Regions from separate parts of the Mus musculus genome. Here region 1 is linked to region 2. Evidence: chromatin loops called from intact Hi-C (ENCODE). Cell type or tissue: left cerebral cortex. All regions are shown on one strand.

What was found. Hi-C counts contacts between places; a loop is a spot of excess contacts. Peaks named below come from ENCODE experiments on the same cell type or tissue, not always from the same donor. Only the 100,000 strongest peaks of a DNase experiment are listed, where the experiment ranks them.
Region 1: a loop joins it to region 2, with 5 times the contacts of the local background. A loop is called at or near these places in 3 of 42 quality-filtered maps.

What each region holds. Positions count from the first base shown.
Region 1 is chr2:107,288,602-107,292,601 of GRCm38, reverse strand. Kcna4 (potassium voltage-gated channel, shaker-related subfamily, member 4) reads right to left here and starts at 2,013. Exons shown (of 2, transcript NM_021275.4): 1 at 1,531-2,013. In left cerebral cortex, a CTCF peak has its summit at 2,059; DNase peaks (open chromatin) are centred at 1,277 and 2,011; H3K4me3 peaks cover 2,399 bases; H3K27ac peaks cover 1,378 bases.
Region 2 is chr2:106,972,029-106,976,028 of GRCm38, reverse strand. Arl14ep (ADP-ribosylation factor-like 14 effector protein) reads left to right here and starts at 1,632. Exons shown (of 5, transcript NM_001025102.2): 1 at 1,632-1,757. In left cerebral cortex, a CTCF peak has its summit at 1,608; a DNase peak (open chromatin) is centred at 1,575; H3K4me3 peaks cover 1,331 bases; H3K27ac peaks cover 858 bases.

The DNA of each region.
Region 1 (4,000 bases), 320 kb before region 2:
AGTTATCCCTAGCAACACCCCCCTCTTCTGTTGTCCTGGTCACATCATCTTACATTCATAAGTGTTTACCGTGGTGAAACCTCTAAGGCCTTGTGTACAAAACCACCTTATGACTACGTTCACTGTGGAATGTCAGCCAACATCTTTTTAAGATTGACAGAATCCAAAAAGCCTGAGAATGTGTTCAACTTCTCAGCACCCACAAACAGTTTGTACAGACACCACTTAAGCCCTGAATAACTGACATACCCATAGATTTACAAATGTGAAGATGTTTCTTCTACTCAAGTAACTCCCCCAAATGTCATGAATTTGAGGGTCTTCCAGCTCACTGTAACTTCTACAAGCTCTGGAACTGCCTTCATTGTGTTCTACAGCAAATGCTTCCTTATTCTTTTATTTATTTAGGCTTGTTAATTACTATTTTTCTAACTCTTTGACATTCAAAAAGAAAACTGTTTTCCTTTCAATTGGCTACTAGTTACCTTACTATCCTAGAGAGACAGAAAGAAGGAAAGGGGGAAGGGAGGGAGAGAGGTAAGTAGGCAGTGAAGCAGGGAGGCATGGTGGGAAAGGGGAGATAGAGAAAAGAAAGTGAAAGAAAGAAAGAAAGAAAGAAAGAAAGAAAGAAAGAAAGAAAGAAAGAAAGGAAGGAAGGAAGGAAGGAAGGAAGGAAGGAAGGAAGGAAGGAAGACAGAAAGAAAAGACAAATTGTAAACCCACCAAACCATTTTTTCAAACAAACCAAGCTGATTTAAAATCTCTCTTTCTCCAGGTATTCTTCTTAGGAGAATCAAGCAGACTTTATGCAAGAGACCTTCTTAACACCATTAAACTAATAGGATTTGCAGGGCACCTATTCTTGCTTCTATGTTCCCAAATACCAACAAGCATTCCCTCTTCCCTTCCTACCCAACAACAACAAGGCTGCTTTCCTTTCTAGATGCTAATTTCTGCAACTGTGTTAGGGTGGTACCTGAACCAAATTTGGGAGAAGGGCAGAGAGGGACAAAATTAAAACATAAAAAGGTGATAGAATCAGAAAAACCAACACCAAGAAACACGTACATCAACTCAACGCACACCATTTATCCAGTCCCTGTGGACTGCTCAAACACTCTGAAAATGCATGCCATCTGAATGTTGGGAGAGGCAACAATACAGACCGGCTCATCAGCTGTTCGCAAAGGAGAGGAACGGTGAGGCTGGGATCAGGCAAAACGAAAATGATGCTGAATCTAAACCCCACCTCGTTGGGGGAACGACATCTTTAATTGCGCCCTAGCCTCCAGACCTGGGTTCCCGCTCTGGCACATTAAGCAGGGCGCACTCGCCCCATCCCCTGGGTTGCCCCTGGAGCGCCGCGTAGCATCTGCACCTCCCTTCTCCCACCTCCTGGTTTATTTTTAACCGCCTTCCATTCATGTCCTTCTGTCACATTCTCAATATTATTTATTCCTCAAATGTCCACAGTTTCTCAACAGCCAAAAGAGTAAGGTGAAGGAAAGATAAGAAAGATCTCATACTTACCATTCCCAGCAAGTGCGAAAAATAAAAATAGACGAAAAAAATCCCCCCCGGTGATTTGTTTCCCCTTTTCCACGCTGCAACAGCTGGAGGAGGGGCAGAATCATTGGGGGTGGGGGCGCAGTACAAAAAAAATCGCTCAGGTTTGGCAGGTGGAGGATCCCAAATATCCACGGAACAAGTTCGGTTGTCTTGGCCAGGGGGCTAGGGGGTATTGCAGAGTCCTCGTTACTGGAGCCCAGAGGTGGAGATTGGGGACGCCCCAAGGTAGACCCCGGAGATTTCTGGTTCCTCTGGAGTTCGGCACAGCAGACATGGGCTGGGAACGGAAGTCAAGGTTCTCCGAAAAAGACTCAAAATCCTAGACAGCAGCGATCACTTGTTAAGCCTGCATTCCTTCTCCAGTATCCATCCCAGTCTTGCTCTCTAGCTGGCTGCAGGAGCAGCACACGCCTCCCCAGGCTGCCAGCGCGCACGGGCGGGGGCGGGGCCTGGCCGGGCCGAGGGTGTGGCCTTTGGGGCTGTCACTAGGGGTGCCTCCCCGCATGGCTGGGCGGGCACAGTCACGACGCTGCGACCCCACCCGTCGGCCCAGCCCCCACGACTGCTTAGCTTCTGGAAACTATCCCAGGAGCACTTGGGTATCACCCCCAAGCGAGGAGCAAATCCCGGAGGCAGATGTGTCCCGTAGGAACTGGAATAGAAGTCCAGGACCGACCACAGCACAGGTGCCACTAGAGACACTGGGAGAGAGGGACTTCGATGAAAGATGCAGTCCAGAAAATGGGGTGGATAGCTTGGGGCAGCTTCCCTTCTTACCCTGATCTTTTATCTCCCCAGACATTGGTCATCTGTTTACCCCTAGAGGTGTGGTAGTAGGGCTCAGGTGCATCTCTGGCCAGACTGCAGGTCCAGAAATCCTCCCCCTCCCCTCCCCGTGAGTACACCCCAACCTTAGTCTCAGCGTTCCTGGAACACTGAGAGTCTGCAGCTTCAGCTGCTGGCCCAGTTGGCACAGAGAAAGATCAACTTTACCCATGTATTAGACCATATGTTAGAGACTGGTCGAATATGAAGTCTGACCCCCGGCGAAGGCTACTGTGTACAGGAGGCTCAAGTCACAACAGGAGGGAGGCTGGAGGGTTATGGACAAACTGTTAAAAATGGCCTAGGCTGGAGCTTTTGAAAGGCTGAGTTGACCCCTCTGTGAAACTGTTGCTGCAAAGATAATTGAAGCTGAACTGGAGAGCCCATGTGGGCCATTGGAGAGGCTTTATATTAGTGCCCCAAACTTTACTGCCATCCACTTGTTTGTTTGTTTGTTTGTTTGTTTGTTTGTTTGTTTAAGTACTCCACATTTCCTATCCTATAAGCAACTAAGTGTGTCTCTAGGAAGGCAACCCCACCCCAGATAAACTTTAGGTGCTTTTTCATTAGTGGTTAGTTTGTGGATGTCTCTGGGACATAGATGTGGTATACAAGAAAGGTTAGCTCAGAGACCGGGCAGGGTGTAGTGGGAGGGGAATCAAGGTGATGGTCAGGTTTGGGTCTTGGGCCATCTCCCTCAGCACACCTTATGGTTTGAATAAGCAGTACGGTACACAGGTCCAGCTACGGGAGCAGATCAGTCCTGGGCTGGTCAGTTGGCACCTGGGTAGCTGTACTCTCCAGCAGCTTTGTTCATGGGCCCTATTGGGCTTCCTTCTTTTGTGATTCCTGATTAATTATTAAGGAAAATATTCCTGAGCTGAATTATAGATATGCCCCTGTGCACTGCACTCACCCTGTCGCTGCTGACGTGGGGAAAGACACCTGGAAGACTGCTTTAGTTGTTTAATTTTTAAAATAATGGGGTGGGGGCTGAAATGTAATTACTGAAGGGGAAACAAGCAAATAAGCTGTAATGTGGGATCTGGTTTTCCTATCTTCTTCCAGTCAGAGCACCTTGAGATTATGGCACAAACAAATTTATCCCAAACACCCTCCACAACCACCCCATCCCTGCCCCACCCCTACCCTGTAGGTGGAGGAACAGAGAAAAGTTCCTACAGGCACCTAGAGAAGCTACTTGTTCCAAGTCGTTCCAAATTGGAGCTCATTCCAGCAAATGGGAGGGACTGACTTCTCCAAAACTGAAAGCAATCATTTTTGATTCCAAAATAAAGGTTAGGTCCTTGTGCAGTCTTACAGGTGCCAGAAAGAGAGGACTGACTTACTGTTAGGCCATCAGAAGGATGTTTTAGAGAATGGTAGAATCAGGGCTGAGGGCATAGGGTATAAGATCTTGGGACCAGTTTCCAAAAGCAATTTGTAAGATCAATCCACAATAGCTATGGAATGCTTCCAGAGAGTTGAAAGATGAGATTGAGTAATGTACTAAAGATAATGGTTGTATCGAAGCTCGGATGTTTTTATTGGATCACATGGAAACTTTGCAAAGTATGCTTATACATGTCACTGGCTATTTATTCTT
Region 2 (4,000 bases):
TTCTGTTTAGGACACTGTCACCAGCACCACTATTTCAAGGGGCCACTTTGGACCTAACAGAGAGGACCCCACGAAATCCCACTCTTCTGAGGAGCTTTTGATGTTTGATGCCTATTGGTGAAGAGAGTCAATTTTCTTCAGGGATGCATTTCCTGATTTTCTTTCATGGATAGCCTCACATAGCAAATACTGACAGCAATGAATGGACTCTGGGTTTTTAAAAAACAAGCAAACGAAAACAAAACCCAATATACCTGCCTTTACGTGAGAGAAGGTAGAAGGGAGTGGAATCTCTGCCTAGCTGTAGGCATGCCCTAGTCTCTTCCCTTAAGGTCTAATCCAATGGGGCAGGTCAGGGTCTGGCTGGGAGACATCTACTAGGAAGGTAGGTTCAGCTTAAGAGCAAGTTTTCCCTTCCCAGACTCCTTCCAATGCCCCATTCAGTCCTAAGAGCAGAGCCTTGGTTAGGTTTGGCTGACCTCAATGGGTCTGACCTGCTTTCTGAGGCACGACAAAAAAACTGTGTAACTATTTATTGTTCCATCTTTTTCCTTCAGGTGCTGGCCAGAGCTCTCTAACTTAGCATTAGACTTCCTCCTCTTTGCGGAAGTTCCACCTCTCACCCCAAGGCTGTCTGCCACTGAGGCCGGTCATATTTATACTCTACATCTTCCTCTTTGGGACAACTTAAAGATTAACAAATTGCCTGCTCTTGGGTTTTCTTTTTAAAATTCTAATAAGTTGTCCTTGAGTTGTTCTGTTTTAGTTTATTCTTTTATTAATAAAACTAAGATCCCCAGGAAGGAACCCAAATTCCTAGGTTATCATATGTTGACTCTGCAGGGACACCCAAAAATTTCAGGTAATGCTGTCCTCCTTTTTAATCCTTGAGCTGACAAAGAGAACCGAACCCAGTCCTGCACTTCTAGATGACATCACTGGAGGTGGAGTTGATCCAAACACACCATATGTGTCAAATTCTCAAAACCAAGAAAACGTTATATTCATAGCCGCGTGGACTACCTATAGAGTTCTAGGGTCCAGCCTCAACTACCTGGCTGCAACCTTGTCCCAAAATTAAAACAAAAACTCACGCACCTCAAAACAACAATGATTACACCTCTTCTCTCCACCCCCAAAATGTAAAGGTTAATTTCCTGTGGTGTACCTTTTACTCAAAGATCTAGACTTTTTTTTTTTTTTTACAATATATAATAGAGAGAGCGTTTTAGAATATGTTTAGTTGGAATGGATCAAAAAATAAAATGTGAGACTTTAAATAAAAGGTCCATTCCTTGAGTTGCATTTAACTCTCCTCCAGGATTAGGGCTATCTAGGTGCGTTTGTTTGGTGTCCTGCACAGAACAGATTTGCAAACGAAGTAAAGGAAACCTGTGTTTGCTAAGGGCCTCCAAGAGCCTCCCAATTCCCCAACCTCAGGAGAGGATACAAGTTCCCCAAGGCGGGCGAGCAACTGAAGCAACTCTTGCGTTGGATTGAGTCATCCCCCCTTGTCCCCCGCACCCAGCCCTTCCTCCTCCGGAGGCCTCCGGGCTGGCTTCCGCTCTAGGCTCCTCCTGGTTCCTCTCCATGGTACAAGCGGTCTCTCTAGCCGCCCTCGCCGTCCTCTCGGTTTCTGCGCGGGGCCGGCGGTGGTGTGGAAAGCCGAGCTTGGCCTGTGCAGAGACGGTGCTTCCGGAGCCCAGCGGAGACCCGTGGCAGCTCAGGTGGACCGGGCCGGGTCGGGCCGTAGGGCTGTGAGTGGACTCTACCGATGGCACTTGAATGTGGGAGGCCGCGGTGAACCGGGAGGAGTGTTGGGAGGGGAGGCTTGTACGGCGGAAGGGGCTTGTAGCAGCCTGGCACCCGGCTCTACCCTGCACACAGTAGGTCCGCCACTGCATCAGATTGCAGGGTTTTATTTGAACCAGGGCCTCGCCACTGCTGAGCTTCATCCTCAGCTTCTTTGTGAGGACTCACTCGTGCCAAATGTCCTAAACTACCCTCCAACTCATCAAGCCCCTCCTGAGTAGCTCAGATTACAGAAACGAGTAACCAGGCCTGGGGCTTTTAAGTTTTGTTGTTTTGTTTTGTTTTTTGAGACAGTTTCTCTGTGTAGTCTTGGCTGACTTGGAATTCTCTATGTGGACGAGGCTAACCTAGAACTCACAGAGATCCGCCTGCCTCTGCCTCCCAAGTCTAACTTTAAAAACATTTTGTTTTATTACTTTATTTTGTATGGATGGATGTCTTGCCAGTATGTATGTGCCAGCAGTGCGTGGCTGGAGCCCCGACAGATCAGAACAGGGCGTCGGATTACCTTGAAACTGGAGTTACAGGATAGTCTGAGCCACCGGCGTGGGTGCTGGGAATTAACTTGGGTCTTCTGGAACCATCTCTCCAGACCGTCTTTAAAATTCACAATCTTCGCAGTTCTAACCGTGTGATATTTAGTTACGCACTTTGGTGGGTTGAGGGTTTCATTTGTTTCGTTTTGTTTTAAATTTTTTTCTACCCTAGTGCTGTTGATTATGTCTGATGAGTTGAGGCATTGGCAGAGAGTAGGGGCATTAATGAGTGAATCCCACGCGGGGTTGTGGTGGGGATCATTGCAGAGAAGTGGGATCCGATCACATCGATTTCAAGGAGAGTCTGCCATTTGGGACTCTAGGAATTTCTGACCTTGTGTTTATTCAAAAAATTTCTAAAGAGTAAAGTGTCAGAATTTGCTAATTAGAGAAGCCTTGGCTGTTGAGGGAATCCGGTAGTGCCTTGCCTTTGGAGCTTTGCATATAATGCACTAACAAGTAGCAGAGTATGGTGTTGCTGTAAAGCAGAAAGACTGGAAGTTTACTCTTTTACATAGGTTGATGGAAACCTCCGAGGTGAAGGAGGAATTAGTGATGCTTGAAGAATTGATACGAACAAGTGGGGTATACAGATGACTGGATCCCATGGTGGCTGGAGAATATGTGACCCCCGAGCCACCATACTCTGAGGAGGTTTTGCTGACTTGACCTGTGATTGGCCAAACTTGGTGGGCCTAGAGACAATGTAACTTAAAATTGGATTAAGAAATATTTTGTAGCCCGGCATGGTGGCGTAATCCCAGCACTCGGGAGGCAGTGGCAGGTGGAGTTCAAGGCCAGCCTGGTCTACAAAGTGAGTTCCAGGACAGCCAGGGCTATACAAGAGAAACCCTGTCTCAGGAAAAAAAAAAAAGAAGAAGAAGAAGAAGAAGAAGAAGAAGAACAACCTGGAGTAGGTCATTTAGTTAAATCCTTGTCAGAGTTATTTTTTGCTGTTTGGAAAACAAAATAGATGCATAGACAATGCCACACATCTATGAAGGGCCTGCAGACCCACTGATCCATTCAGGCATTAAAGTATAGTGCTTTTGGTGTTAATATTTGTCATTAAGAACGTCTAACTGGCCAACAAGCCCCAGGGACCCTCCTGCCTCCGTTTTACCAACACTGGGATTACATTTGGGCACCAGAGCACTTGGCTTGTTTGCTTTTGCAGGTTCAATGCCTGGGTCCCTACACTTGTGTGGCAATGGCAAGCAATGTACTGACTGAGCCATCCTGTCTGTTGCCAACAGTCTTGTCTAGGAAAGAAACTCCATCCCTCCCGTAGGAAATTTAAACTGAGCAGTTCCTGTAAGTTGTTCTTCAGGAAATCTATTTTAACTCAAATAAGAAGAGCTAGAACCAAAGAAGGCTTTGCTTCCTAAAAGGCTCTGAAAATGGAGGTGCCAAATTTAGCAGATAAAAAGAAAGATACCGGGGCTGGTGAGATGGCTCAGTGGGTAAGAGCACCCGACTGCTCTTCCGAAGGTCAGGAGTTCAAATCCCAGCAACCACATGGTGGCTCACAACCATCCGTAACGAGATCTGATTCCCTCTTCTGGAGTGTCTGAAGACAGCTACAGTGTACTTACATATAATAAATAAATAAATCTTTAAAAAAAAAAAAAAAAAAAAAAAAGAAAGATACC